Linked DNA regions of Homo sapiens: region 1 is linked to region 2. A link is a loop called in an ENCODE intact Hi-C map of the cell type or tissue named here. Cell type or tissue: upper lobe of right lung. All regions are shown on one strand. Links, peaks and the distances in the headings refer to the core of each region. The heading gives the core; the rest is flanking DNA.

What was found. Peaks named below come from ENCODE experiments on the same cell type or tissue, not always from the same donor. Only the 100,000 strongest peaks of a DNase experiment are listed, where the experiment ranks them.
Region 1: a loop joins it to region 2, with 2.4 times the contacts of the local background. A loop is called at or near these places in 16 of 110 quality-filtered maps.

Annotation. Positions count from the first base shown.
Region 1 is chr17:55,528,005-55,544,329 of GRCh38, forward strand. LOC124904034 (a long non-coding RNA gene) reads right to left here and starts at 9,489. Exons shown (of 3, transcript XR_007065855.1): 1 at 9,453-9,489; 2 at 7,085-7,244; 3 at 4,574-4,662. It also overlaps a transcript of SMIM36 not described here. In upper lobe of right lung, for the core only: no CTCF peak of the experiment used is centred there; no DNase peak of the experiment used is centred there.
Region 2 is chr17:55,576,293-55,592,617 of GRCh38, forward strand. It overlaps LOC102724732 (a long non-coding RNA gene), which reads right to left and starts at 13,511. Exons shown (of 3, transcript XR_429997.4): 1 at 13,315-13,511; 2 at 8,128-8,231; 3 at 4,278-4,510. RefSeq lists enhancers at 1-921, 601-670. In upper lobe of right lung, for the core only: a CTCF peak has its summit at 9,578 (motif pointing left); no DNase peak of the experiment used is centred there; H3K27ac peaks cover 1,532 bases.

The sequences.
Region 1 (16,325 bases), core at 2,779-10,778, 50 kb before region 2:
TGGAAAACTCCTAGTCACTGGTCAGAGTCTTAGGTTGCACCCTTCACTTTTCAGCCTTCTCTCCTTTATATTCCAGAACTTTTCACATGCCAGGATTAGAGCACATATTACCCATTATTTTAGTGTGTCTTACGGTTTGCAATATGAAGCCCTTAAAAATCTACATTGTGTTATCTCATTGTTCTCCAACTGCCTAGCCTCATGTGAGGCACAATAATAAATGCCTGACAAATGCTTGTTGCCTATGTGAACACATAAATCAATACCATTGCTCACGATTATTTACTAACCAGGATAACAACACAGGTGGGTGGGATTATTCAAGGAAGTTCTTTTTTTTCAATTTCATATAATATATATTTTTAAAGATAGGGACTTACTCTGTCACCCAGGCCTGAGTGCAGTGGTGCGATCATAGCTCACTGCAGCTTCAAGCTCCTGGTCTCCAGTGATCCTCCAGCCCCAGCCTCCCAAGTCGCTTGGATTATAGGCGCACACCACCAAGCACAAGCACAGCTATTCAAGGAAGTCTTTTTTTTTCTTTTCTTTTCTTTTTTTTTTTTTTGAGTTGGAGTCTCACTTTTGTTGTCCAGGCTGGAGTGCAGTGGCACGATCTCGGCTCACTGCAGTCTCTGCCTCCCGGGTTCAAGCAGTTCTGCCTCAGCCTCCTGAGTAGCTGGGATTACAGATGCCTCCCACCACACCTGGCTAATTTTTGTATTTTTAGTAGAGACAGGGGTCTTACCATGTTGGCCACGCTGGTCTCGAACTCCTAACCTCAGATGATCTGACCCTCTAGGCCTCCCAAAGGGCTGGAATTACAGGCATGAGCCACTGCACCAGCCTCAAGGAAGTCTTAAACCTATAACGTAATTGTTTTTACTCTTTCTGCTAAGACAGTTGGAAGAAAATGCAATTTGCATATACAGAAAAGTAGCTAAAGAGCTCTGGATGAAGAACCAGGAAATCTGGGTAGAATTGAAGCTCTGCCACAAACTGCCTGTGTGACATTGGATAAGTCACTTATATTAGTGACCTCATATTTTCAGGGGATTCCTTCAGATGTTTGTTCTGGGTCTGTCTAGCACCAACTATTTAAACTTGTGTAAAGAAGAACTCATAGATGTTGACATTTATTCTGAAGAAAAAATGGAGGTGACAGAACTATCCTTCTCAGGTTTCCTCTTGCTGCAGTATAAAAGAGATATTCATACAGAGACAATACAAAGCAGAATATGGTTAAAAAATGCTAGTTTGTTTTACAAATAAGCAGCCAAATTTTGCCCAACAACTCATAATTAATTTACCATTAAAAATATTTCATACTATATATCCAGGCTGGGAGCAGTGGCTCATGCCTGTAATCCCAACACTTTGGGAGGCTGAGATGTGTGGATCACTTGAGTCTAGGAGTTCAAGAACAGCCTGGGTGACATGGTGAAATGCCCTCTATACAAAAAATACAAAAGTATCCAGATGTGAGCCTGGCACGGTGGCTCACGCCTGTAATCCCAGCACTTTGGGAGGCTGAGGCGGGCAGATCACAAGGTCAGGAGATCGAGACCATCCTGGCTAACACAGTGAAACCCCATCTCTACTAAAAATACACACACACACACACACACACACACACACAGAGTATCCAGATGTGGTGGCACGTGCTTGTAGTCCCATCTACCTGGCAGGCTGAGGAGGGAGGATCACTTGAGCCCAGAGGTCGAGGCTGTGGTGAGCTGCAATGGCACCACTGCACTCCAGCCTGGGTGATGGACCCAGACCCTGTCCGAAAAACAAACAAACAAAAAACAAAACAAACACATTTTATATAATACTGAAACCTAACTTTTCCTTCTCAATAAGTTAGCCTATGCAAATACAGTTCAGCTGTAGCAGATGAATCTTCATTGCTCATTTAGGTAAGTGCATCCTCAGCCATCTTGCTGATAAACTGAGACTGTTTCCATCATCGTTCATAGAAGATGCAAATACATCCCTTTGGGGATGATGTGTTTAACTAATATTTCACCATCAAACTGAAAGCTGAGTTCTCCTCCTAAGCCCTAGCGAGGAAAGAGAAATAAAAGAGAAAGTTTGATCTGAAAACAACAAAGCTTTAAAAATCCCCAGAAGGATCTCTAAACTCCATGGGGATTTGGCAAAAGGTCATTTGGAATGGATTGTATGTAGCCAGGATAGGAACCCAATTTGGCTTCCAGAGATTGACTGAGGTGGTAAAGGTCGAGGGTAGGAGAGAGGAGGATTACAAATCAATCCAGCCCAGGGATGTGAAAACAGTTGGTGCTGCTCTAGGAACTCAGAATGATGTGGACTTCACCTTCCTCTCTGCCATTTACACACTACGCCCTATGGTCCTCCTTTGGCAATTGAAATATTGGTGGAGGCAGAAGGTTTCCCTTTTAGCAACTGGGATGGGAATCTAAGAGATTGTAGAGCTAATTAATACAGACTGCCCCAGACGCAGTTAAAAATGCAGGAGAGGCTGGGCGCGGTGGCTCACGCTTGTAATCCCAGCACTTTGGGAGGCCAAGGCAGGCGGATCAAAAGGTCAGGAGTTTGAGAACAGCCTGGCCAGCAGAGTGAAACCCCATCTCTACTAAAAATACAAAAATTAGCTAGGCATGGTGGCGGGCGCCTGTAATCCCAGCTACTCAGGAGGCTGAGGCAGGAGAATCACTTGAACCCAGGAGGCAGAGGGTGTAGTGAGCCGAGATCGTGCCACTGTACTCCAGCCTGGGTGACAGAGCTAGACTCCGCCTCAAAAAAAAATGCAGGAAAGCAGAAGGAATTGCTTGGATGTAGAAATTCTTATTTGGGAATTGTCTGCGGGGAATGAGGAAGAAATAAGTGACAGGTTGTTTTTTTGACCCTCTTCCCTTAGGCAAGTTCAACTATTAGATTCAGGCAGCCAGGCACAGGGAAATAAATAAAATTTCCTATTTAAGCCTACCTAATAATAATGATTTAATTTCCCTTTTCTTCCCCACAATCATGACAAAAGTTGTAGATTTTGCGGACTTTCAGATTCCATTTCTATCTCCTTCCAAGCCATCCTTCTGAAGCAAGATATCTTCTTAATCACTCCTATCATTATCAACTTTCAGTGGCTCTCCATGGTTATTAAAGGCCAAACATCTCAAGCATGCAAACATCTCCACAACCCCAACGCTGCCTGCCTTTCCCTTTTCTTCCGCTGACCTCCCCACATGACCAAACTTCCCTCAATAATGTGGCAGTTACTTGTAAGTTCATGCCCTTGCCCTCCTTTTGGCTTGGTGAACCCTCATGGATTCTTCAAAACTGGCTCCAATTGTCACCTTCTTTTGAAGTTTTTGTATCTTCCCATGCCAGAGGCTTTTGATAACCTCCTTATATTGTCTTGGCCTGGTGTATATACCGGCTTCCAGTTTTGTTTTCATTTCTCTTTCCCTAACTACATTGTGACCATTTGTTATTCCTACTGTGGCCCTACCCCCTAGTAGTGTCAGTCATAGGACTGATGAACAATAAATATTTGTGGAATCAATGAAGCTCTTGGTAGTTAACCTTTGGCCTTGATAAGGTGGACATGTTTTTATGTATTGGCTGACGTACCGAAAGAAATCAATGTCAAAGGGAAAAAGTCTTAAATTGTGTTTGTCCTTTGAAATCCAACTCTTTTTTACTTTGTATGGGCTACTTTTATTGTGACTAAACATCAGTACACAGTCACTGTTTTACATAAACATGGAGCTATAGTAGACATAATTGTTTAAGAAGCGGAATGTAACCATAATAAATGAGGAGGACACAATAGTACGGAATAGGCCCCAAGTAGGAGCTAAACAAACCAGACAATGGTAAGATAAAGTGAAAGATAAGGAGATAACACTCACAGGGATATTTGCCATCATGTAGAAGAGGTATTTCTCCATTGTGTAGGAATACATATGTCACCCAAGTGTCAGTTGTGTGGGTGACCCCAAGTACCCTCACTTTCTGGTCTGAGCCTGAATTTTAAAATTGAAATAAGATATTGCTATCGAAAAGTCTCACCTGTGTAATTTTGTAGAGTTTACATGTCTTTATGCCCCGTTATGCTTCCTAAATATTGCTCCTCATTTCTGCTGTTAACTTTCTTTCTCTCTTTTACTGAAGCTTTGCAGTAATGGAGGGATGATGGCATAGCATCATGTAGATAGCAACTTGAAACTGAACATTAGATAGCTTTGTGCTGAAATTCATCAGCCATTCTTCACCACAGGGAATATCTTGCTGGTTTGGCGGAGGGCTGACCTTCCTTCTTGTAGCTCATACCTTCTCCTTATCTCCATTCTCTTCCTATTGTCTTGCCTGAGTTATTCATTGAGATTCAAAGTTCTTCTCACTTAATTGTGCAGTGTTTAACTTCTCTTTTAATTTTCCATGTCCTTCCAGACTATGCCCCGGAAAGGTCACGTAGGTGAGGTCCAACACAATGGGTGTTACTTTTTCAGTGAGCAGCATCTCCATGGATCTGATGCTACTCTGCAAATGTGCAGATGAGACCACAGTTTGCTCTTGTTTCATGTAGCAGTTTTCTTCTTTGGGATACCCATAGAAACAGCTGCTTTCTAGACTTAGAATTTTCTGAAGCCAAAACCATGAAAATCCAGAATGTCTGACCTGAAAGCAACATTAGAACTCAAACAAATAGAATATGTATATGTTTTTTATGTTCTTTTTCTTTTGTGTGTACATTTTCAGCAATTTACCCTCATGATATGAAATCCAGAAGTGTAAAGGCAACATGGAAAGCTATTCTTGTAGCATAAAAATTGGCCATGATTCAAAAATGAATCAGATGCTATCGGCAGGCTTTCTTCAGACCCATTCTTCCTTATTCAATCATGCTTTATGTCACCCCAGTTTAGTGATTTACTTTTAGTGGAATTTAACTTGAATGTCTTAAAATACCATCATTACATATATTTAGCTTTGGTTACAGTTATAAATTTGTTTAACAAGCTACATGAAATATATAGTTGGCAATGGTCAAAGTAAATATACCAGTGAGATGCTCATAACTAGTTAGCCTGTTTAAAAAAAATCCTCAGGAATAATAAAAAAATAAAAAACCAATATAGCTGTCATTAATTGAGTACTCCTATGTGCTACTCTTCCAAGCACTTACTATGTAATAACTACCCCACAACCACCATATGAGGTAGGTACAAGTAGCATTTCCCTTATACAGTTGAGGAAATGGGGGCATAAAATGTTTAACAACATGTTCAGAAAAAGAAGGACTTAGCACATGGTCTATTGAGCTACTTTTGGCCTTTGGATCTCATGCTGAATTTTCTGTATTTCAAATGAGATGAAGAAGCTAAAATTCACAGAAGTGAAGATAGTTGCAAAGATGGGTTCACATCAGCAGACACCCATTTTGGTGCTCTTTGCATTGTAGCACCTGATCCTCCTTTTTTCTCTAAGGGGTTTGGGGTTTCAGTTTTTGCCGAAGAGCATGTGTGTTTTGCAGCTATCTGGGAGTAATTAACAAATGACAGCCATAATACTCCAGTAGCTATTTGATTTGTCTGTTGCTAGGAATGCTTTGCCATTGTTTCCAGAGAATAATTATTATGTATTAACCTGTGCCTGATTCAGGAATGCAGTTGTACATTACAATAAAAAGTTCCACTGCTGTGACCCTCCATTTAACCTCATAAATTCAGTGTATCATTCTCATTATACAGTAAAGCTTAAGCTTTATAGAACTAGAGACTGGTGCAGAAAATAAGATAAAATATCCTCAATATGAATCATGTTTTAGTTATCTGAAGTCTCTGGTGCCAAGCCACTTCTCTGTATAGTTAAGCTACAAGTTAATGCAAAAAAAAAAAAAAAAAAGCAAGCTATAATTTTCAATTCAGTTACAAAAAAAAGCCTATTTAGCAGGATTCTTTTTGTTGATAATAACAGAAATCAATTTTAATTAGTCTAAGCAGGAAGGGAGAATTTAAGATAATGAAAGAAGACATGAATGTATTCTGGAAGCCAGCAGCAGAGATGGAGCCGTGACTCAAAAGGGACTAGAGATGGAGAGCCATGAGGAGCCCAGAAAACAGGCTTTCTTTATTTTGTCCTCCATTTTTCTCTTCAAATGTCTTTGCAAATATATCTGTATTACTCATCTACTCCTAAGACAATGGCTGAGCCTCAGTTCTCAAGTTAATATAGTGTCTGTATAAGTGAACTGTCATTGAGATTTTACTTTCAGTCACAACTGTAAATTCCTAAGAAGGGGCTCTGATTGGCTCAATTTGGTTCTGGTGCTCAGCCATTGTGCACTTAGCTGAGTTCTAGGCAATGGTGTTATGTGACTAAAACATGGCTTCTACCCAGGGGGTAGAATGGAGGGCTGTTCTTAGAGGAGAAGGAATTATGAGCTGGGCAGACACCACAGAGTTCTCTGTTGTTACCATGCATAGTAGTCCATTTTCATATTCCTATGAAGAAATACCCGAGACTGTGTAATTTATAAAGAAAAATGGAGTCACAGTTCCACATGGCTGGGGAGGTTTCACAATCATGGCAGAAGGCTAAGGAGGAGCAATGGCCTCCCAAGTAGCTGGGTCTACAGGCGTCTCACGGGGCAAGAGAGCTCGTGCGGGGGAACTCCTCTTTATAAAACCGTCAGATATCGTGAGACTTATTCACTATCATGAGAACAGCACAGGAAAACCCACCCCCATGATTCAATTACCTCCCACCAGGTCCCTCCCACAACATGTGGGGATTATGGGAGCTATAATTCAAGATGAGATTTGGGTGGGGACACGGATAAACCATATGACCATGTAACTAGGTCTCAGTGTAAAACAGCCCTTAGAAATTCAAGGACTATGTCAAATTCAAGAATATTATCTCTTTTATCTAACTAGGCATATTTGTAGACTAGATGGCTTGAGTATGTAATTAAGTCAACATATTTTAAAATCAGCCTGAATAAACCAAAATGTTAATTGGAATCTACGGCAAACCAAAAAATAGAATGAATCCCAAAGCTAAGTGGAAGTGTTGTGGATTATTCTTGATACCACACCATTAATTTGTGGGGATAATTGGGATGCATCCAAGCTTTTAGTCTTGCTGATGATGTTTAAGAGTTAAATTAGATGACCACATTTCCTGCTGTAATTGTTGGTCAGATCCTTGGAAATGGTAGGGTTTTCACATGCTTCCATATAATTATAGAAATCAATCTAGGGGATGCACAAAAAGAGAAAAAGGAATTTCTTGTTATGTTCTTAGTGTAAATTTTGTATTCTCCTATGACCTGAAAGATACTTGATGGGTCATCTGGTCTGATCCCCTCATTTTACAGATGGAAAATGAAGCGGAGAGAGGAGAAGTGACTAGCCTTGTTGTCAAATGACACATGAGTAACAGATCCAGGACTAAAATCCTAGATTCCAGTCTTTTATTATGTCCTACTATAAAAACTAGGATTCACAAAACATATGATAGTACTGCTAGGTAGTTATATTTTCACTAGTTTTGTTGGTGTTGTTGTTGTTTGAGACAGAGTCTCACTCTGTCACCCAGGCTGGAGTGCAGTGGCACCATCTCAGCTCACTGCAACCTCTGCCTTCTGGGTTCAAGTGATTCTCTGCCTCAGCCTCCCAAGTAGCTGGGACTACAGGTGTGCACCACCACGCCTGGCTAATTTTTGTATTTTTTGTAGAAAGGCAGTTTTGCCATGTTGGCCAGGCTGGTTTCGAATTCCTGGCCTCAAGTGATCCACCCTGTCTTGGCCTCCCAAAGTGCTGGGATGAGCCACTGTGCCCATGAGCCACTGCGCCCAGCCTATTTTCACTAGTTTTTAAATTGCTTTTTTCTCCAACATCTGGACTTTACTTATTCAGTATAATATTTTTTCAGGCCCTGAGTATAAATTCTTTGGATAATTTTCTGGCTAATTTAACTTACCTGTAGCAATACTCAGCAGCACAGACGATTAGATAATAAAGAAAAAAATTTTCTAACTATTATTTTGGCAAAGGACTAGGTTTAAATTTTCTTAATTACAGAAGAAAAAACAGCAAACAAATAGCATTTTAGTTTGGAGTAAATTTGTTCTTCACTACAAATTGTTCAGATATCTATAAGGACAAATTTCCATATTATAATTTTGTGTGTTGCAACTATAAAAATACTTTATCTTAAATGCCTTTTATCCTTGTTTTCCCCACTCCATCAAGAAAGACTCAAAGAAGAACTGGGCTTTAGATTAGAAGTTAAAAACTGGCTCATAGATTTATATGTGCACAGTGCTCTTTCAATCTTTCTGTTTTCATTGTTCATAACGAACAGAGGAAATATGACTAAAGAGATTTTACTGATCCAAAGATGCTAAATTCCAATATGCATTCTGAATTTCAAATAATTTGGGAAATGAAGCATGATGATAAACAGGAAAATGAAAAAAAAAATGTAAGTGTAATGTGCCAACCTTCCTTGGCCAAATGGTCTGGGGTTAGAGTTCTGAATTCCTGGATTGTAATTTATCTGATTTTTAAATGTATATAACATTAATTTGCTTTTTCAATTCTACAGAATAAATTGATTCTCAAATTAATATTTTTAATTTCAAGAACAAGTTTCTAAACAATAAAAAAGAGCTTTTATTATAATTTTAAGTAAGATCCTTGGTGATTATAATTAAAAAATTAATTAAAATTATTATCAAAGAACAACAGAATCATATTGTAAAAAAAAAAAAAAAAGAACTACAGGGGTCCTGCTCCCTAACATTGAGTCATGTTCCCCAGAAACATAAACTTTCAACTCTTAGCTGACTCTTCTGAATTTTAACCCCATATTTCTAAATGTGCTAAAAATGTATTAATTTTTTTTCAGTCGTAGACATTATTTTATTGATTGACTTTCTGTACACAGTTTTTCAACTCCCTGAGCTACAGCTGTCGCAGTATTTGCATAGTCATAATATTATGAATGATGAATTTTTACTTATCCAAAAATTATAATATCAAGAAGATGGGGTTAGCAGAAGTATGTGTATGTGTGTATATAAGGGATTTTCTTTTTTTTTTTTTGAGACGGAGTCTCGCTCTTTCGCCCAGGCTGGAGTGCAGCCGCGCGATCTCAGCTCACTGCAAGCTCCGCCTCCCGGGTTCACGCCATTCTCCCGCCTCAGCCTCCCGAGTAGCTGGAGCTACAGGCGCCCGCCATCACGCCTGGCTAATTTTGTTTTTGTATTTTTAGTAGAGACGGCGTTTCACCATGTTGGCCAGGATGGTCTCGATCTCCTGACCTCGTGATCCGCCCGCCTCGGCCTCCCAAAGTGCTGGGATTACAGGTGTGAGCCACTGCGCCCGGCCAAGTAAGGGACTTTGGTATACATGGATCTAAATTTTTGTTTTGTTTTGTTTTTTGAGACAGGGTCTTACTCTCATTCAGGCTGGAGTGCCGTGGTGCAATCATAGCTCGCTGCAGCCTCGAACTCCTGGGCTCACGTGATCTTTCTGCCTCAGCCTCCTAAGCAGCTGGGACTACATGCGTGCACCACCATGCTCAGCTAAATGCTTTTTTTCCATCATCAATGGATGAAATAATATCTAAAATAAGAAAACAATGATCAAGCATTTAAAAGAAAGAAAAGGAATGGAATCACTGGGCAGATTCTGCTCCTTGATGAATATATTTGTTTCTAATTAAAATGTATATTTTAAATCAAAGAAATACACAATTACATGTTTCTCTTTTGAACAACTTTTTGTTTTTCCCAGCATTAATCATTGCCTAAATTTTTGATTAGCCCTTTTTCCCATATTTCTGTCACTAATTCATTCTATAGTCCACTAGTTGAATATGTTTTTTCAGCACAATCAACATTTCAGATAGTCTATCAGTTCTTTTTTTTTTTTTTTTTATGGAGTCACCCTGTTGGAACTTTCTATTCTCTTGTGCCAATCTTGACAGGTCTCTAGGCTTGATGACCAGCGAACATCCTGCGACTTCCCTAACTTCATACTGGAATTTCTTCCCCTTCCTGTGTGAGATCCTCTATTTCCTGGATCCTCTGTCTTGGGCTACTTTCTCATTTTGTAGATTTTATTTTCCAGGCACTTGTTAAGAGGGGGTGCTTGACCATTAAATTTCTTGAGACAGTATCTCACATATCTGAAAACATTTTTATTCTACCCTCTTATGTGATTAATAGCATGTGTGTACATGCATATGTGCTTGTGTAGAGAATTCTATGTGGAAACCGATTATTTCTCCGAATCTTGAAGACATTACTTCTTTGTCTTTAAGCTTCAAGAGTTCCTGTAAAGAAGGCTGATATTATTCACAATATTTTATATATACTATTTTTTTCCCCGGAATTTGAATTTTCACAATGATGTGTGTTAATGTGGGTTTGTAAAAAATTCATTGTGCTGGATACTCAGTGCAATATTTTAATCTGCAGATTTCTGTCTCTTTTCTATTTCAATAGGTTTTTGGGGAACAAGTGGTGTTTGGTTGCATGAATAGTGGTAATTTCTGAGATTTCGGTGCACCCATCACCCAACCAGTATACATTGTACTCAATGTATAGTCTTTTATCCCTCACCCCCTCTTCCACTCTTTCTCCCCAAATCCCCAAAGTCCATTGTATTATTCCTATGTCTTTGCATCTTCATAGCTTAGCTCCCACTTCTGAGTGAGAACATACAATATTCGGTTTTCCATTCCTGAGGTAGTTCACTTAGAATCAATGGTCTCCAATTCCATCCAGGTTACTGCAAATGCCATTATTTTGTTTCTTTTTGTGGTTGAGTAGTATTCCATGGTGTGTGTATATATCACATTTTCTTTATCCACTCATTGATTGATGGGCATTTGGGCTGGTTCCATATAATCTATAAATCTCTATCTTTCAGTACCAGAGCATTTTTTCTTGAGTTATTTCTTAAACTTCTCTCCTCCAAGAAAACCTGAATCTCTATGGGTGGGCTAGGGCTTGCTGACTTCATTTTAGAGAGACTAGGAATGGACCTGGCTGATTTGTTGGGGGAATTCTCAAAACTCCTGAGCCTCTCAGTTTCCCCATAGAGGAACTCTTCAATTTCCTGACTAGGTGTTATAAGCCTGGCTACCAATGTTGAGAAACCAAGTGGAAGAAGAGAGCTGATTGGTTATTCTCCAAACGACAAACTTCCTGTGTGTGTTTTTGTTTGTTTGTTTGTTTGTTTTTGCTAGACTGAAGAAGGGATAGGTAACCAGTTTGATGAATGGTGGAGGAAGTTGGGGAGTATAACTCCTTCTTATATAATCCTGAAATCCCATCCTTCATCTTGAAGTTTTGAGACAGCTAGTGACACAATATTCTGAGCCTCTCTGAGGTTCTTTGAAATGAGTTGCTTGGATCTTCTTGGCTTTCTCTTCTGTAACCTAGATTTCTATCAAATCTATTAAGCCAATTACTACTTAATCATTCTTTTCAAGTTCCAATATTTTGCTGACATCTTTTATATACTATTATCATCTCTATCATTCTTTTTATTCCTGTGTATTTATATAATTTTAATTTATATCTATTTAGTTCTTTTATTTTCTTCCCTTTTGGAAGATTGATGGAAAGAGAGATAAATAGATATGTTCTTCCACCATATTTATTCTTTAGGGGAATCAGGACTTGACCCTACTGTGCTGACTACTTGACTCAGTTCTTATATTTTTGATTTCAATGATTTGTTTTGGCAGGCTAATCTCTAATGTTTTCTCCACATTGTAATATCAAATAGCTATTGAGAGAAATATTGTACCTGGCTGCTTAACTTGCTTTTCTGATTATAATTCTCTCTAATTTCTCTTATTTCTTGCAAGTCATAGTAAAAAAAAGATGCAAAATTAGTAGAAATAGATAATACATTGAAAGTATAATCCTAGCACTTTGGGAGGCTGAGGCGGGCGGATCATGAGGTCAGGAGTTCGAGACCAGCCTGGCCAACATGGTGAAACCCCGTCTCTACTAAAAATACAAAAAACTAGCCAGGCGTGGTGGCAGGCACCTGTTATCCCAGCTACTTGGGAGGCTGAGGCAGGAGAATCACTTGAACCCAGGAGGCGGAGGTTGCAGTGAGCCGAGACTGTGCCACTGCACTCCAGCCTTGGCAACAGAGTGAGACTCCGTCTCAAAAACAACAACAACAACAAAAAACAAACAACAAAAACACAACTAAAATGAAATGAAGTAAACCTGCACGTATGAGAAAGCATATAATCTCACCAAATATAAAATATTGCACTGAGGTTCAAAATGCTGATTATAGAAGATAGGATGAAGACTCCTATCATAGTTAGCTGTTCACATGAAAACAAGTTGAGAGTTTAAAGGGTATATGTGACACACATTTTGCCAATGTTATTAAGAAAACAAATGTATTTATAGGTTGCAATGTATAAGTATATAATTTAAGTTTTAAAAGATCAGACCACACCTAGAATTTTGTGCTTATTCTCAATATAGTACTCTATTTTTAAAAGGGAGATTTTCAGCAGAAGTATATCCAAATAAAAGTGTTTAGGATGGTGACAATTTCTGGAAGCAGGTCCCATGGGGAATGATTAATTTTTACCATAGACAGCCTGGAGAAGGGATAATATGATCTAAAATATTTGAAGGGCTATCAAGTGGGAGAGGGAGCAGATTAATTTAGTCTCATTCTAAAGGTCAAAAATAAGATGAATTTAGTGATTCATATCTAACGGGAGCTCTCCTGTTAGATATGAATTCTTAGGAAGACAGACTCTTGAAAAGATTCCTCTTTGAGGCGAGGTTTTGAACCAGACACTTGAATCATCTGTCAACATCCTTTTAATGAATAACTTGTTGGAAAAGTGCCTTTGAAAACATTTATGGCTTCCTGTGACTTGGCTTAATTTGGAAAACACGTGGTTACTTTGTCTTCAACAGATTCCTTGCAGTCACCTTGAATTCATGAATGATGTGATTGACTTTTGGTCTACAGCTTTCGATAGTGAGTCCCTCAGTGAAGACCTTCCCTATCACATTTTTTATTCTCAGCCCTTTTCTCCTGTCTACTTTTCTTTTATGTTATTCTATTTAATTTAATTTTTATTTTTAATTTATTTTTAAATTTTAAATATAATTTTATATATTTAAAAATATTGTTTGTAGTTATTTGTAATTATTATGGATACATAATAATTGTACATATTTACGGGGCTACATGTGATATTTTGATACAAGCATACAGTGTGTAATAATCAAGTCAGGGTAACTGGAATATCCATCACCTCAAGCATTTATTATTTCTTTGTGTTAGGAACATTTTGATTCTACTATTTTAGTTATTTTGAAATATACAATACATTATTGTTGACTATAATCACCCTATTCTGCTACCAAACACTAGATTATTTGTTTTAAAATCTTTATTAAGCTATAACCGACATATGATAAACCAAGAATATAAAGTGTACAATTTGACAAATTTAGACATATGTATACACATAAAATTCTTTTGTTTTTCTAATTTGATGATCTCTTACCTTTGAGATGTTTAGACTAATTACATTTAGTAATTGATGATTAATGATTGTTATGCTTCAGTTTAAATATGCCATCTTGCTGTTTGTTTTGTATTTGTATCATCTATTTTTTTATTCCTATTTTGTGCCTTCTTTTGGGTTATTACAAGTGTATTTTCATTCCTCCTTGCCTTATCTTTGTGCTATTTTTGCCACATATATTACTTCTACCTAAGTTATATATGTCATACTGCATTCTTCTTATTTTGACTTAAACCAATCTTCTGGTGATTAATCATATATATATATATATATATATATATTTTTTTTTTTTTTTTTTTTTTTTTTTTTTTAAACAGAGTTTTGATCTTGTTGCCCAGGCTCGAGTGCGATGATGGGATCTCGGCTCACTGCAACCTCTGCCTCTTGGTTTCAAGCGATTCTCCTGCCTCAGCCTCCTGAGTAGCTGGGATTACAGGTGTGCAACACCATGCCCAGCTAATTTTTGTATTTTTTGGTAGAGAGAAGGTTTCCTCATGTTGGCCAGGCTAGTGTCAAACTCCCGACCTAAGGTGATCCACCTGCCTCAGCCTCCCAAAGTGCTGGGATTACAGGTGTGAGCCACTGTGTCAGGCCTCTTTTATAAGTCTGAGAAAGTCTTTATTATACATTTTTGTGAATGGTACTTTTTCAGGTTTAGAATTTTAAGGTGTGAGGGTTTTCTTCTTTCGGTATTCTAAAGATGTTGTTCCACTGTATTCTAGCTTGCATTGTTACTGAACAGGAGTCAGCTATTATTATTTACATTACTTTATATATAACATGACTTTTTCTCTCTGGCTGCTTTTAAGATTTTTTTTTATCACCGCCAGGCGCGGTGGCTCATGCTTGTAATCCCAGCAATTTGGGAGGCCGAGGCAGGCAGATCATGAGGTCAGGAGTTCAAGACCAGCCTGGCCAAAACAGTGAAACCCCCGTCTCTAGTAAAATACAAAAATTAGCTGGGCACCGCGGCAGGCACCTGTAATCCCAGCTACTCAGGAGGCTGAGGCAGGAGAATCGCTTGAACGAGGGAGGCGGAGGTTGCAGTGAGCCGAGATCCCGCCACTGCCCTCCAGCCTGGGTGACAGAGCTAGACTGTCTCAAAAAAAAAAAAAAAAAAAGATTTTCTATCACTGGTTTTAAGCCTGATGTTTATGATATTTTATGGTTTACTTTTTTTGTGCTTTGGATTCATTGAGCTCCTTAAATCTGTGGGTTTATAGTGTTCATTACATTTGGAAAAAAATTACACTTTTTTGCTTCAAAAATTTTTTTCCTATTTATTCCTCTCTCTCTTCTCCTTCAGCAATTCTAATTACATCTTATTAGGCCTCTTGAAGTTGTCCCACAGCTTGCTAATGTTCTATTTATTTTTTGTCTGCCGTGCATGCACGCGCGCGCGTGTGTTTGTGTGTGTGTGTACTTCATTTTGGATAGTTGCTATTGTTGTATCTTCAGTTTACTGGTATTTTCTTTCACAATGTGTAATCTGTTATTAATTCCATATAGTACATTTTTAATCTCAGAAATTGTTGTTTTCATCTCTAGAAGATTAATTTGGGTCTTTTGGAAAATATTTTTTATATATCTACAAAACATGATTAGTTTTACACCTATCATCTTGAACACATTAAATATCATTAACAATTATTATTCTAATGTCTTTTTATACTAATTTTATTATCTTTTTCTTTTCTGGGTCTGTTTCTATTGATTAATTTTTTTTCTTTTTTAAAATTATACTTAAAGCTCTGGGGTACATGTGCAGAACGTGCAGTTTTGTTACATAGGTATACACGTGGCATGGTGATTTGCTGCACCCATCAACCCATCACCTACGTTAGGTATTTCTCCTAATGTTATCCTTCCCCTAGCCCCCCCACCCCCTGACAGGCCCCGGTGTGTGATGTTTCCCTCCCTATGTCCATGTGTTCTCATTGTTCAACTTCCACTTATGAGTGAGAACATGCAGTGTTTGGTTTTCTGTTCTTGTGACAGTTTGCTGAGAATGATGGTTTAATTTTTGTCCTTAGCATAGGCCATTTTTTCTTGCTTCTTTGCATGCCTGGTAATTTTTGATTGTATACCAGACATTGTGTAATTGTTGGGTGCTGGTTATCTTTATATTCTATATCTTGTATCTTATATTTTTATATTCTAGTAAATATTTTTACCTGGTTTTGGAACACAGTTACATTATTAGCAAGTAGTTTGATCTTTCTGAGGCTTGCTTTTAAGCATTTTAAGGTAGGACTAGACTGGCCTTTGATCCTGAACTAAATTTTCCCTTTACTGAGGCAATGCCTTTCTGAATGCTCCACCTAATGGACTATGAATTACAAGGTGTTCTACTCTGCCTGGTGAGAACATGGACTATTCTTGGATTTGTGAGCCCTAGCAGTGGTTACTTGTGCTCTTTTTTGGATGTTCCTTCCATAGTCTCATACAGTTTTCTCACATGCATGCACCTGTCAATATGCAGCTGAACATTTGAGGGGGACCTTTTGAATATTTCTGGAGCTCAATCTTTTTCTCTGCGTGCATAATTTCTCTCCAGGGACCTGTCTTGCAAATTCTAGCCACCTTTGCCTTCTCAGACGCCGAGCTCTCTCTCCTCAATTCAGGGTGACAGCTGGGCTCTGCGTGGGTGCTACACCCCTGCAGTGTTGCCTGGACAGAAGTATCTGTTCGGGCAGTAAACTAGGGCAACAGTGATTACCTTGTTTGTTTCTCTGAGT
Region 2 (16,325 bases), core at 4,927-12,926:
CCGACATTCATAACTTTTGACTCAACTGTTACTATTTCCACTCCCACCCCGAGCCCCACCCCTAACTCCACTCTGGTCACACAATCCTTCTTTCAGTTCTTCAAACATTCCATGCTTATTCCCAGCTAATGGCCTTTGAGCTTGTAGTTCTCTCTTTCTGACATATTTTTCCTTGTTACTTTTGTCTGTCTGTCTCCTTTCGTTATCCAGATCTCAAGCTTAAATATTACATCTTTAGAAAGGTCTTCCCTAACCACCCAATCCAACCTACACCTAGTTTCTCTCCATCAGATCTTTTGACTTTAATTCTCTGCATGATGTCATCATGAGCTGCTATTTCTTCTTGTTTACTTCCTCTTTTTTCTCTGTCTGCCCTTCCCAACCCAACCCCTCCATACATGTCTTGAATTTTAGTTGTAACTCCAGTGCCTACAACAGTGCCTAACACATAGCAGGTGCTAGAAAATAATTTTTGAATACATGAACAAGCAAAGAGGGAAAGGACAATCACTCAGACAAAAGGAGACAAAAGGAGCATAAAGGACTGAAAAAAAATATTCAGCGTAGTGAGAAGCTGGGAGCACAGAGAGTAGGAGGGAGCAGGGTGAAAAGGACAGCGGAGAGCAGAAGCCTCCAGCCCACGCAGCACTCGGAGGGATTTTAAGGAGTTTCATCTTCATCCAAATACTAATGAGAAGGCAGACACAGGGCTGAGAAAAGGATAATATGCTAGTGATCTTGAACTCAAACTGAAAGAGACTTAATAGGAAAAATAAGGCCACTGCTGTAGTGATGGGCCCCCGGGTAGTCAGAGCAGAAATGCACTGACCCACATCAGTTCATTTCTCTCCCCATGGCACACACAGTCATCATCACTTCCAGCCTCGCCACCATGAAGTGAACAACAGCCCGTGGAATGAACTTTCACTTCTTCAAGAGCATAATGCTGCTTTCCAACCCAGGCCCGCCCTGCATGCGGTTTCCTCTACATACAAAGCTCCTCCAACTTCCACATGCCTAGTTAACTCCTTTTTTCCCCTTCATTTCTCTGCTGAAACCTCATTTCCTCAGGAAAAGCCTTCTTGGACCCTCTCCCCGCACCATACTGTGTCAGGGCCCACTGTTATAGTTCCCTGAACTGTAACTCCAAGAAATTACCATTCTTTCTTTCACAGCAGGAATCAGTATCACATGCGGTTGAAAATGAAAGCTGTTAGACTGCGTAGCATCCCACATTTTCTACGTGGTAGCTGTGTAAACATAGGCAAATTATATAATCTCCTTGAAGACTTCAGTTTCATTATCTGTAAAATAGGAATAATAATAGTCCCTACTTCAAAAATTTTTTTTTTTTTTTTGAGACGGAGTTTCGCCTTTGTTGCCCAGGCAGGAGCGCAGTGGCGCGATCTTGACCCACAGCAACCTCCGCCTCCGGGTTCAAGAGATTCTCCTCCTCTCAGGGGAGGCCTTCCCATGCCCCGACAGTGCAGAGATGCCCGACTGTGCAGTCTGGGTTTGGTGGCTGCAGCTGTGCCCGAGGGGGTGGGGCTCCTTCCTGCTCTGTGGAGTGGGAGGCCCGAGTCTGCAGCCATGACTTGGGCTGTTGTGGCTGCACCTGGGGAATTCCCTCCCCATCAGCTCGGAAGTGTTGTGATTCCCACTTGTTGCCAGCTCCACGGAGTGTGCAGCCCTGGCTGAGCTTCGCTGTTGCAGCCAGCGTAATGGCAGCGGCTGCCCCAGATGGGCTGCAGGCGCCATCATTAGCACAGCCCTCTATGAAAAGCATTATGGCTATTTCTCAAAGAACTAAAAGTAAATCTACCATTCAATCCAGCAGTCCTACTACTGGGTATCTACCCAAAGGAAAAGAAGTAGTGATATTGAAAAGACACCTGCATGTATATGTTTATGGCAGCACAATTCACAATTGCAAAGATAATGGACCATCAATTGATAAGTGGATAATGAAAATGTGTTATATATACACCATGGAATACTACTCAGCCATAAAAAATAAACAAAATGATGTCTTTTGCAGCAACTTGGATGGAGTTAGAGGCTATCATTCTAAGTGAAGTAACTCAGAAATGGAAAACCAAATATATATTCTGACTTCTAAGTGGGAGCTAAGCTATGGGTACACAAAAGCATACAGAGAGGTATAATGGACACTGGATACTCAGAAGTGGGGCGAGTGAGCAGGGGTGAGGGATGAAAAATCACATATTGGGTACAATGTACACTCCTTGGTGACCAGTGCACTAAAATCTGACTTCACCACTATACAATTCATCCATATGACCAAAAACCACTTGTACCCCAAAAGCTGTTGAAATAACAAGATTATATGTATATGCGATTATATATATATAATTATATATATGTGTGTGTGTTCCTGGTTTATTTTATATATATAATTTATATATATACATATATATGTGTGTGTGTGTATATATGTGTATATATATAAAACCAGGAGAAATTCTAACTGGGCTAAATATATAAATATATATTTATAATTTCTTGTTTGTTTGTTTGAGACAGAGTCTCACTCTATCACCCAGGCTGGAGCGCAGTGGCGCCATCTTGGCTCACCGTAACCTCTGCCTCCTGGGTTCAAGCGATTCTCATGCCTCAGCCTCTTAACGTAGCTGGGTTTACAGGCATGTGCCATCCTACCCTGCTAATTTTTGTAATTTTAGTAGAGATGGGGCTTTGCCATGTTGACCAGGCTGGTATCAAACTCCTGACCTCAAGCAATTGGTCTGCCTTGACCTCCCAAAGTGTTGGGATTATAGGCGTAAGCCACTGCACCCAACCTATAATTGTTTTTAATAATTATTATAGGCATTACAGCCCAAAAAACTGAATGACATTTCTTCACATGAATCTATTACTCTTACTTATACTGAGAAGTGGATATCATAGCATCCACTCACAACTTAACAGACTACTGACAGACACAGCACAAGGAGTTTTGCATTTAAGGTATCTATGTGATGTTCTTCTACGTGATGTTTCAGTTTTCAATTCCTTTCTCTGTACAACTGTAAACCTTCAATTAAAAAGTGCTCTGTGGGGTCATTTGGCCTTCACTTAGTGCTAATGCAATTAGCGTCACAAAAGCAAGGGCCCTGAAATTGTATGGAAAAACTCTGTTATCCAGTGGTCATCTAGAACAGGCAGAATGTTTTTAGATTAAGTTCAGTGATGTATTATCATTGAAGTGAAAACAGAATTTAAAATTCACATGGAACTTTCAGACCTCAGGGTGTGCTTTTGCTGATACTCATGTGTGTGCAGTTGACGGTTTGTTACAGTGCTACATATTATTGATGTTCCAGTGCTCTTTTTGTATTTCCTCTCTTCCTAAGCTTCCTGGCTGACATAGCCTCTCTGTGCATAGCCTTCTACAATCATCATGTTACCATGCAAATGAAAAGTCTAGTTATATCTATATCTACATTTATCTGTCCTTTTTTTTTTGAGACAGGGTCTTGCTCTGTTGCCCAGGCTGGAGTGCAGTGGTGCGATCTCAGCTCACTGCAACCTCTGCCTCCAGGTTCAAGTGATTCTCCTGCCTCAGCCTCCCAAATAGCTGGGATTACAGGTGCACACCACCACCCCTGGCTAATTTTTATATTTTTAGTAGATATAGGATTTCACCATGTTGGCCAGGCTGTTCTTGAACTCCTGACCTCAAGTGATCCACTTGCCTCGGCCTCCCAAAGCGCTGGGATTACAGGTGTGAGCCACTGTGCCCAGCCTGTGTATTTTTATGTAAATTTAAGGTAAAAAGTAGCACCATTGCGTGCCTTTTCAAAATTGCTCTTTGTTGTATCTTGCATATTATTCCTCACTGATGAGAAATTCTGATAAGATAAATACCACTGAGCAACTATAATTCATGGGAATACTTTGTTTAAGGTTCATGCCTAAATTTCTGTATCACAGATTCCCAAGTCTGAAATTATCTGAAATTATAGCCCATATCCAAATATGCAGCCGCTAAACTCAAGTTAGAACTGTGATTCTTTCTTAGCTGCGTCTTTATTTTCTGTAAATGTGAGAGGATTGCATAAAATAATCACTGGCACTATGGTTAGGCCAAGTATTCTTTGATTCTCAGGTTTCTCATCTGATTTAATTAATCTTTTTTATGGACTACAGTAATGACCCCACTGGACAAGACGATTCATGAGGATTGGAACTTCATCTATTTTCTTTATGCTTTATTCCTCAGCATGAAGTTTTGCACATATTAGGCACTCAATAAGTAAGTATAGAATTAGCATTTATTGAATCTCAATAATATAACCCCAGACATCAGATTTGTCTCTATTCATCAGCCACACAGATCTGATCATGATATTCTTCCACTTCACAATCTCTGAATGGACTCGCATTGCCTACTTAGAAAGTGAAATCTAAATCCCTTCCAATGGCATCTAAGGGCATTCACAATCCAGTTCGCCGTACGTGATGATGTAGTAAAATGTCAGCCAGGAAACTTAGGAAGAGAGGAAAAACAGAAAGTATTAGTACCATTTCCGCCACTCTGCCCTCTGTACAACAGCCACATTAAACTATTTATTGTGACTTATTATTATGACTATGAAACTGTCATTTCATTGCTCCATCCACCAATTTTGAAAGTGATACCTTTTTACAAGTTTGATTTGCATCTCCAGTAAATGTAGAGAGCTGAGATTTCCCCACATATTTTAAGTAAATGACTTTGTTTTTGTCATTTTTGCTATGGGTATATGGGTATTTCATTTTTTCTGTTATTAATATGGGCATTTTGCTGATTTGGAGCTTGTGTTTAATTCTTAATATATGACTACTACTAATTTTTATGATAAATCCTTTACATAATCTTAACACTCCATTCATTTGTTCTTTTAACTATTGTTTCATAATTTTTTCTTTATTTTAAAATATTTTAGTTTGTGTAATCCAAACTTTTTCTGGAAGTCTGAAAATAATTTATCTTCTCTAAACAATGAAAAAATATATGCTATTGGTTATATGTGTTTTACATTAATTATTAATATTCCGCTATTCAAAATGTCTGTTCAATTTCTCCTATTAGTTTACTAAATTTATACCTATGATATCTGTATGCATTTAGCAAAATTAAACTTTGAAATAATTAAAAATGGTATAATTTAGCATTTCCAACTTCTTCCTCTTGCTCTTATTTTTATTTGATCTGTTGCTAACTATATTTCCTTTGGCTTATAGTTGAATGTTTGAAAGTTCAAGTTTTTCTTTTTTATTTCCACTTGGACTTTATCTTGTCATTTTTAAGCTAAAGAAGTTAATTGCTGAATTTTTTGAGTCCTCAAAAAAGCTTACTGAAAGTTTATGGGAAACTGAAAAGATGTGGAGATTTCTAGGCAGCTGAAAGTTTTAAACATTTTTTTACTTATTGTAAAATTTCCTTCCTTCCTTCCTTCTTTCCTTCCTTCCTTCCTTCCTTCCTTCCTTCCTCCCTTTCTCACTTTCTCTCTTTCTTTCTTTCTCATAATCTTGCTCGGTCACCCAGGCTGGAGTGCGGTGGCATGATCTTGGCTCACTGCAATCTCTGCTTCCTGGGTTCAAGAGATTCTGCTGCCTCAGACTCATGAGTAGATGGGACTACAGGCATGTGCCACCATGCCCAGCTAATTTATTTTATTTTTTGTATTTTTAGTAGAGATGGGGTTTCACTATTTTGGTCAGGGTGGTCTTGAACTCCTAACCTCAGGTGATCCACCTGCCTCAGCCTCCCAAAGACTGGGATTACAGGTGTGAACCACCGCGCCCGGCCTGTAAAAGTAGTTTCTATACTTTCATTTAACTGGACAATCCAAATAATAATTTCATTTTCATTCATGTCAATTGAGAAGTGCAGTACCACATTCCCTGACATCAGGGAACTCTCCATCTAGTTAGGAGCGCAGAAGAGGAACAGATAATGAACAATACTGCAATTCATTAAGGGCCCTGCTAGCTGTATGAGTAATGCACTACAGGAGTGTAGAGGTAAGAAATTATAGCACTTAACCTTTCTGAAGTAGAGAATTCTATGATGACTTCATTAAGAAAATCACCTTCCCAGAATTTTAAGACTGAGTAGATCACAGCCAGTAGGAAAAGGATATTTTACCTAGGTCATACTCATTGTATTATGGCTTGGAAGAATGTTTCCTTTCTAAGTATTTTACTTTTAGAGAGGTGATAGTGCCTTTGATTTTTCTCAATGCTTTTGTCCCTTGGCTATGCTACTGAGTGTGAACAAATTTCCTATTGTCTAAGGGACTGGTCATGAGATATAGGATACCACTGTTATAAAACTGTTTCTTTCTAGGGTTTTTGTTTTATTTACTAATGGGATTCATCCAGCATTTTCCAGTGTTTTCCATGGTAATTAGGGCTGAAGGATGCGCTAAGGAAACAAAAGTTCAAATATTTGCAAATAGCCACATGTGATTCCTTTCTTGGAGATTAACAATGCATAGCTCTAACAGTGAGGTTAAAAAATCATACTGGCAGGCACTAGATTTCATCTTTAAAAAAGTGTTGTATTTCTTTCATAAAATACCTTTATAAGCTGCTAGGAGAAGAAAGTGTGGCACCGAGGACTTGGGTTAGCAAGATACAAAATCGCGCAAGAGACAACTAACTCACTGTGCATTGGAAATGCAAAGGAATTTGAGGGTGGAAGAAGAGTAGAGAAAATTTGAGGGTGGGAGCAAGAGAAAGGAGAAATGAGTATGACTCAGTGATGTGGTGGATTTTAGTTATTTGCATTGCTGCCATGTCTGTTTATTATAGTCTGTTGCACACACCAAGAACTTGTACAAGAAGAATGTAACTGATTTTTGCATGTAGATCAACACCAGACTGGAATTAGAGTAAGGCACAGTAAAGAACAAAGATTCAGAGAAAGCCAGAAGACAGATCCATTGGTGATTACAGGCATGTAAACCTTGTAGTATTTCATTGAAATCACGGGGAAGATAATGGATTTTACCTCAAGGCAAAAAGAAGGGGTTCATACAATCTTTTTTTAATCTTAAAATACAGGAGACCACAGCTGGCACGGGGATTGTATGCATGCAGTAAATGTGTTATTTTTATAATCAGATTAATTAAAGATTCTGTTTTTATTTCTAAAAATAATTCTCAAATTTTGTTTTGCTCTGATAGGCTTTTGGTAGGTATTTGGCAGCAGAGTACTCCACAAGACTATCTTCTCCAAGATTATAAACCCCACGAAGTGTCTGGAATGTAGCTATTTAAGGTTGCCTATTACAAATACACATGTCTTAGTAGATAGTCGAGCTGAGGTAAGGCTGACATTTTTAAGTGCAAATTGTTAAGTCTGAGAAGCACAGGTGATGAACACAAGGATATCTCACCACTTCTATTAGGTGGCCTAAAGGAGTGTCCTCAGTTCAGCATCTCACAACAATCAATATATTGGTTTAGGCTTAAAACATTCTTTAACTTATTCCTGATTTTCTTTTGTTTGGGAGAACCAGGGAGCTGGAACCTCACCTAATTGCAACTTTTAAGGTCATTATCTATTCTTGAAAACGTATTCATACTGTTTATATTTCATTTTCAACCATCTTGATCCCTGGAAATACACTGTTTGGTCCCTAGGTTCACCTATCACCTTTAGGTCATGACCACAGGTCTACAGATTTAACCTCCATGCCATGGATTGGCCTTGGACCTAGAGTTCTCTTAGATCTGGTATACCACAGCTTCCTGGAACTTCTCCTGGTGCTTTGCTTCTACCCACATGGGTAGGTGCTTTGCTTCTACCCAATCTCTGCCTCAAGAGTCCAGGTAGCATAGGGGTTAAGAGTGTGCAATTGGGTGCCAAATGGTTGACTTCTAATCTTGGCTTGGCTGTTTAGTAACAGTGATTGTGTAAGTGATTTGACCTCTCTAACTCTCAGTGACTCATCTATAATGCGGGAATAAAAATACTTCCTTCCTCAGAGATTGTTGTGAAGATTAATTAGATAACGCATGAAAAATCCTAGTACATTCTCTAGCATATCATAAGTGTTCAGTAAACAAAAGCTGTAACTTTATGTATTATTTCAATTTCTATTTTCCTCCTACCTTCTTTGGTGCTTTTGTTGGGCTGACAACAGAGCCTGCTGAACCTCCATCAGTTCCCACACTTTCCCTTCTTGTCAGCAGGATGCAGTAGAAAGAGCATGGACCTGGAAATGTGATAGACCTAGTTCAGAACTGTGCTTACACAACTTTTGTGAACTCATGGCCTTGTATTGTATAATATTTAATGTCCTGAAGCCTTAGTTTCCTCACCTATAAAGTGGAGATAATAAAACAAACTTATAGAGGTTGTTGAAAATTAATAGATATCCTCACCCTTCCCACTCCAGTGAGCAAGGTGCCTTGCCCATAGTCAATTGTTATTGAAAACAAGCACCCCACTTTTTCCTCGTATCTAAATTTCTTTCAGATTCCACCCAGGTCATCCAAATTCTGATCTGGGATCAACACTGCTCTCCTCCTATTCCTACCTTACCAGAAAGGCCATATCTTTAGGCCTTATGCAAGGATACACTAGTAGAATGGTGAAAACCTGGATTTGATTCCTACTTTTCCCCATGTTTGTGCTCAGTAACTTCAGGTAAGTTTTTAAATTTCTGACATTTAATTTTCTTCTTCTTAAAATAGAGAGAATGAAACTCATTTCAAAAGGTTGTTGTGGAGATCAACTTAAATTTGCTTACGTAGTAAATTTTGAACACCTGCTATGTGCCAGCCATAGTGCAAGGTACTGGGATTTCAATAGTGAGCCACCTAGAGAGTGCAAGTGTATGGTGCTTAGCACAGTGCCTGGTGTACAGGAAGCATGAACATGTAATGTATGTCATCATCATCATCATCATCTCCACATCATGCTACATAAGCACAGAATAATTCAATAAATTAATTACAAATAAAATAAATACATTTTCTATAAAATATATTTATATAAAATGTAAATAAAATAATTACATTTTAAATTCTCTAATCCAAATCAAAATAAATAAATCTTTGAATTATTATAGGAATTCTTGGGAGATATGTCTTCTCACAGAGGTTTCCGTGATCCCCATGAGCATCTAGCTACAGTTAAAAGCCACAGTAATGTAAAAATGTATTCAAATGATGCCAACATACAACTGAGGTTGTAAACCACTGGTGTAGAGTCTACTGTAGTGTAGTTAGTACCTGACTGAAGGAGATGAGTAGGCCAGGTTGTCCTAAAGAACTAATAATATTTTCAAAATTAAGTGATTGAACAGTGGAATGGATAAATTGTGGTATATTCATATAATGGAATACTACACAGCAATGAAAGAGATCTTGTTAAATGTAACAAAGAGGAAATCTCACAAATATTATATTGGCCAAAAGATGCCAGATGGCAAAAAGAGTACATACTGTATGATTCAATGTATATGATGACAAAGACAGACAAAACTAATCCATGATGACAGAAGTCAGCATAGTGGTTCCCTCCAGTGGTGGGTATTGATTGAGCAGGTTATGAAGGAAGCTTTATAGTTAGATAGACAGATAGATAAACAGCTTTGTTTAATTCATACACACATACACATGTGTGTGCACATGCACGGAAATTTACCAAGGTGTTTATTGAAGATACGTGTACATTATCAAATGTAACATTTACATCAATAAAATATAAATTAAAAATTAGGTAATAAATATCTGCATTAGTCTGTTTTCATACTTCTGTAAAGATACTACCTGAAACTGGGTAGTTTATAAAGGAAATAGGTTTAATTGACTCAGTTCCACATGGCTGGGAAGGCCTCAGGAAACTTACAATCATGGTGGAAGGTGAAGGGGAAGTAAGGACCTTTTTCACATGGCAGCAGGAGAGAAGAGCCAGCCAGAGCAGGGAAAACTGCCTTATAAAACCATCAGATCTCATGAGAACTCACTCACTATCATGCGAACAGCATGGGGGAAACTGCTCCCATTATCCAATCACCTCCCACCAGGCCCCTCCTTTGACATGTGGGGATTACGGGGATTATAATTCAGTATGAGATTTGGGTGGGATACAGCCAAACCATATTGGTATCTGTATAGACCTCTCACTCTCTCTGATATATAGTGTGTGTGCATATATATAAATATACATATATATTGTGTGTATATATACATATATAGTGTGTGTATATGTATGTGTATATATACATGTGTGTATATGTATGTGTATATATACATACTATATATGTATATTGTATATATGAATGTATATTGTATATATATAGAAATATGAATAATAATATATACATATTTCTCTCTCTCTCTCTTTCTTATTTGCCTTTCAGTTCTTGCTTGGTTGATGCTGGCATCATTAAATTTTTATCATTAAATTTTGTTTGTGTTTTCCAAGTGTTTTTACTCTTCTCTGCCTTTCTCAGGCTTCCCAGCAGCACTTAGTGAGGAGGAGGCTGATCAATGGGTGGTGGGGAAAGTAGCTGAGCAAACATAAAGGTAGACTTGAACTTAAACTGCACTGTCAATCGTCAGTCATTCTTAAAGTGGGTCATCTGTATATAGATGATCACTTGTTATAAGGGGATGTTAACAATTTTTTCCCTTGGAGTTGGCAGTGGAGCACTGGGGTGTCTCACACTGGCCCAGAAGAACATAGAATAATGGTAGTGACAAGATGCAGGTTTTTAGTTCTCCAAGTTATTATCTGAGTATGTGATAATGGCCTTGGGTGTGTTGGGATAGGATAGAGGTAAGAATAGGGAGGAAAAATACGGGCTGAGAACACTTTCCTACATACAGATTTTGGCATCTGCCATCCTTTTCTTTAGATTTGGTTGATACCAGAGAGGGTAAGAGATGGTGCTGGCCCAATTTCCTGTCTCTTTATGACTTGGCAGTGGAGAGTGGCCATGCTGGTGCCTGTGTAGAGTATGGCTTGCTCCCAGAAGTTTGAAAAAGAAAGTAATCGATAATCAGACACTCACTATGTTATATGTGACTATGTGCTCTGAAAATTCACTTCCCAGCTGGGCCTGCAGCCATGGAGAGGAGAAGAGTGGAGGCAATCACCAAGGTCTATAATGGATTTTTTTTTTTTTTAAGAGCAGATGAGAAGGAGAAAGAGAGAAATAGGGCTAGAACAAAAGAGAAAATAGAAACTGAGTGGTGCTGGGAAGGTAGAAAAGACAGAAACCAATTACTAAAGAATAGCTGCTTGACAACCTCCAAATCATAATTAGGAGAGACTTCCTGGCCTCACATTTTCCACATAAACACTCAGGCACTGGGCAAAGTTAATGGGTCCCTGACTGCTGCACAAGAGAGAGCCTCTGTCCAAACCCAGCAGTGATTGACGTCACAGACGGAGTGTCTCAGAGTAATGTGCTCCGCTCCCCTCATTTATATGTTTGACCCTAACCTTTCCCAGATGTGCAACTGTTCTTCCTTCCAAAAAGGGGCTTTCAACACTGGGCATTGTGTGCTCTCTGAATCCAGCCCTGCAGCAAAAACAAAAGTCCAAGTTCCTGAGTTTTGGAACTGGACTTGTGAGTTGGAGTATCTCTGGACTGTTTGGTGTCCCCTCTGGAAGCTCGTATAATGGGGTTTCTGTGCTTATGTGCTTGTGATCTCATGCCTCGAGCTGCTCCTTAGTATCTGGCTGGCCGCCTCTCTTTGGCCACGAAGAGGTGGGAGTACGACAAGGCACAAACAAGGTCTTTTATGATCTGGTTCCAGCCTACTCCTCCACTCCTGCCTGAACTCCTCCCATTCCCTGGTTCGAGGCACAGATATGATTTGCCATTGTACTAAGACGTCTTGGTGACCCATGGTCCTGTGGCTTTCCCTACCTTGTTTAGGCTACTCTCTTACCCAATTCTCTCTCTTTGATTTGGTGGACACCAAGTCCTCATTCAGTTAGGAAGGTAGTGCAAACTTCCTCTATTCCTGGAAGTTTTTTCTAACTCCCTTCCCTGTCCCCTCCTAGTTTGAATTGGCTGCTTGCTTTGTAACTCTCCAGCGCTGCTTTGCAAGAATCTTCACCTTAACCTCTTCACTATTGGTGTGTTTACCTCTCTCTGCTTTATGTTTGAGTTAGTTGTTCATGTGTCTGTTTCTCTAACTCAGTTGTAAGCCTTTTAAGAGCAAGGACCAGATCTTGCCCATCTTTGAACCTCCAGCATTTAGTACTTAGCCTGGTATGTAACAGGTATTCAGTAAATATTTGTTGAATGAATTCATGAATATTGCCAAGGAAATGAGGATGATGATGTAACATAAGTTATGTACAGTGTCTTGATGGCCTTGGAAGGGTTAGTATTAACAAAACATCAAGACTTGTTACCTCTAATGAAGAACAGCATAGGAAAATAAACATTAAATTTATACAATAGGGACAATTACTGCTGCTATTACAGGTCCCTGTTACTTCCTAAGTACTTAACTGATATTATCTCATTTTCTTCTTACCACATCCCTTTTCCAAGTGGCATGTGGATTTTATAATTATTGTTTATATTATTTCAAGTTTCTTGACAACATGATTTTGTAGCCTGCAGTGGAGACGTGTTCCAAGACCTCTCAACCCTTTGGAAAGCCCTAAATCCTTTTGCTGCAAAGCAAGTATACTATCTATTACAACGCAGCTAAACAAAGGATTATGGCTTCAAAAATCCCTCTGTGCTTTTTACATGAAAATCAAACTTCCCTTCCCCTGTGCACTTGGAGTTACCAGCCCTCCTTTCCCCAAATGTAAGACTTCTGATGTAAGGCCAGATTCATGGAGGGAGAGCAGAGGCCAACAGCTGGGTTTAATTAGTATGCTTTTGCCCTCGTATCTTGAAAAACCTATGCTCCACACTAGGCTTTCATTTGAGAGAAAGGGAACTCGAGTTGTAACAAAATCTCCAAATGCAGAAGAAATGAAGAGAGGGCTGAGGAAGCATTTGCACCAACTTGCCTTCCTATGATCTGACTTTGGTCTATCTACTCATTATATGGTCCTCTCTCCCCTCCTCCTCAAGGAATCTGACTCCAGTTGTACAGAACTCAAAGAAAGCAGAGGAAGTCTTGATGCTGTTGCTTTAAACCACCAGGAGGCAAATATCTCTTTTCTAGTGATGTAAAGATGATTTCAGGACTTATTGTAGTCAGAGGGCTAGAGGCTCCAAGGTATCTACTTACTACCATTTTCAATTAGTGGAGTTGGGATAGAGAAAAAAGGAGTGGATAAGAGGGAGAGAAAAAGAAAAGTCCACTTACCTGACCTCCCCCTGGAATCTGGTGATCTGACCATTGCCAGAAATGGTAATGTCTTCCTATAGTGAAAATTTTTCAGCTTCCCACTGAAAGATGTCTACAGATGTCCATAGCAATGTTCAAATTGTTGCCTCTCTTTATAGATAAGTAGACCTGCATGTTAGCAGAGTTAAGGGCTAAGTGGATTAGGCCCTTCAGAATTGTTCAGAATTCATAACTATGTAAGATAATTTATAAATTATGTAATTAATGCTAAAACCAGTCCTTAAATATTTTGGTTTCCTTTTTTTCTATGCAAGCCTCCTTAACAACTATGTTCACTGAAACAGGATAAAGTGGCTTTCTAGTGTTATGGGGATTTTCCCAAGGAAGCTGTGAATTTATGAAGCTGGGAGCTCTGTAGGAAATTAATATTTTGAATCAGGAACAAAAGATGTGTGTTTTTCCAGAGTTATGGTGGCTAGGAATGTGAAGATTACACTCTCCCTTGTAATTTCAAACTCTTTGTTATTTTCTTTAAATGTAATAATGTTGGACATAGAACTTTAGCTTATGAAAGCTTTAAAATCATAGGATAAGACTTCCATCCACTTAAACTTTGGTTGACTGATATTTCCAAGTAGATAAAGCTGAAAGAATGATGGGAAAAAGTAAAAATAATCCTCAGCCAAATCAGATAGAGGGACAAGAGGAGAGAAGGGAAAAGAGCAAAACACAAACCTAACACACCAAAAAGGAGGGAGGAAACCTGGGAAAGTGAAGCTATCCCGATTACTTCCCCAGTCAGGAAATTATTGCTTAGTTAATTTAATGGGTACAGGGAAGAGCGAAGTCAACACACTATGGTCCAGATGAGAGATTTAACTCCCACTTGCAAAAAAAAAAAAAAAAAAAAAAAAAAAAAAGAAACATTCCACTCCAATGACAGTGGATAGGGAAGAATAATAAAACTTAGTAGTGATGTTTTAGGGATTATGATCTACTGAATTACTGTTTCTAACAGACATGATGTGACTATATGCGAAGCATGGGTCAGGTATGTATAAGAATAGAGAGAAATAGGTCACTTGATCTTCCATCAAAGTGGCCTTGAGTTTTCTGAAGGGATATGAATTAATGAGATGAAAAGGTAGTCCAGAAAAACTGAGTGTTGGCTGAGAATAAGTCCCACCCACCCTAAGGTTCCAAACTGCATAGCTGGCATTATGAACCATTTTTCTCTCCTGTCCCCGTGTGTGGTAGATGCTCACCCTCTCATTCTTTCTAGATAGCCTTTATCAGATTAAGGAAGTTCCCTTGTATTCCAGTTTGCTAAAGATTTAAAAATTATTCATATAATACTAAAAAGTTTTATGATATCTTTTTCATCTATTAAGGTGATTATATGAGTTTATTTTTCTTTATTCTCTTAATTTGCGGAATCGTATTGGTTAACTTTAGTATGAAACAACAGGGCACGCCCAGAATAAACGCAACTTGGTTATTCTTTTTGGGAGATTGCAGAATTGGATTTACTAATACTCTGTTGAGGATGTTTGGATCTGTGTACATGAGTAAGAGACTGGCCTATACATTTCCTTCTTCATAAATCCTTGGTGCATTTAGCTTAGTATTATATCAAGATTCTATTGGCTTAAAAATGGGTTTATAATTGTTTTCTCTTCTACTCTCTGGAAGAGTTTAGCTAAGACTAGTTTTGTTTCTTTCTTAAATGTTTGGAAAAATTCACTGGTGAAGATACCAGGGCCTAAGGTTTTTCTTCATTTATTAATTAGTATTCAACTTATTTAATGAGTACAGGACATTTGTACATATAAACATATATGTATATGTTTATTTCAATACCTTTTGGGGTACAAGTGGTTTTTTTGGTTACATGGATGAATTGTATAGTGGTGAAGTCTGAGATTTTAGTGCACCCGTCACTCGAGTAGTGTACACTGTACTCAATATGTAAGTTTATATCTCTCATCCCCCTCCTACTCTCCTTACTTCTGAGTATTTAATGTCCATTATACCACTCTGTATGCTTTTGCATACCCATAGATTAGCTCCCACTTAGAAGTCAGAACATACAGTCTTTGATTTTCCATTTCTGAGTTACTTCACTTAAAATAATGGCCTCTACCTCTAGCTCCATCCAAGTTGCTGCAAAAGACATTATTTCATTCTTTCTTATGGCTGTATGGTAGTCCATGGTGTATATATATACCGCATTTTCTTTATTCATTCATTGGTTGATGGGCACTTAGATTGCTTTCATATCTTTGCAATTGTGAATTGTGCTGCCATAAACATATACGTGTAGTTGTCTTTTGATACAATGACTTCTTTTCCTTTGGGTAGATACTCAGTAGTGGGGTTGCTGGATCAAATGGTAGACCTATTTTTAGTTCTTTGAGAAATCTCCATACTGTTTTTCGTAGTGGCTGTACTAACTTACATTCCCACCGGCAGTGTATAAGCATTTTCTTTTCACCACATACATACCAAGATCTCTTGTTTTTTGACTTTTTAATAATAGCTATTCTGGCTGGGGTAAGATGGTATCTCGTGGTTTTAATTTGCATTTTTCTGATGATTAGTGATGTTGAGCATTTTTTCATGTTTGTTGGTCATTTGCATATATCTTCTTTTGAGAAATGTCTGTTCATGTCATTTTCCCACTTTTTCATGGGATTATTTGTTTTTCTTCTTGCTGATTTGTTTGAGTTCCTTGTAGATTCTGGATATTAGACCTTTGTCAGATACACAGTTTGTAAATATTTTCTCCATCTCTGTGAGTTGTCTGTTTACTCTTTTGATTATTTCTTTTGCTGTGCAGACGCTTTTTAGTTTAATTAGGTCCCATTTATTTATTTTTTGTTTTTGTTGCATTTGCTTCTGGGGTCTTAGTCATTAATTCTTTGACTGGGCCAATGTCCAGAAGATGTATTTTCTATATCTTTCTTGCATTTATTTTGGAAACTATATCTTCTTATACTAGCTTGCACAATATAATTTTTTTAGGATTG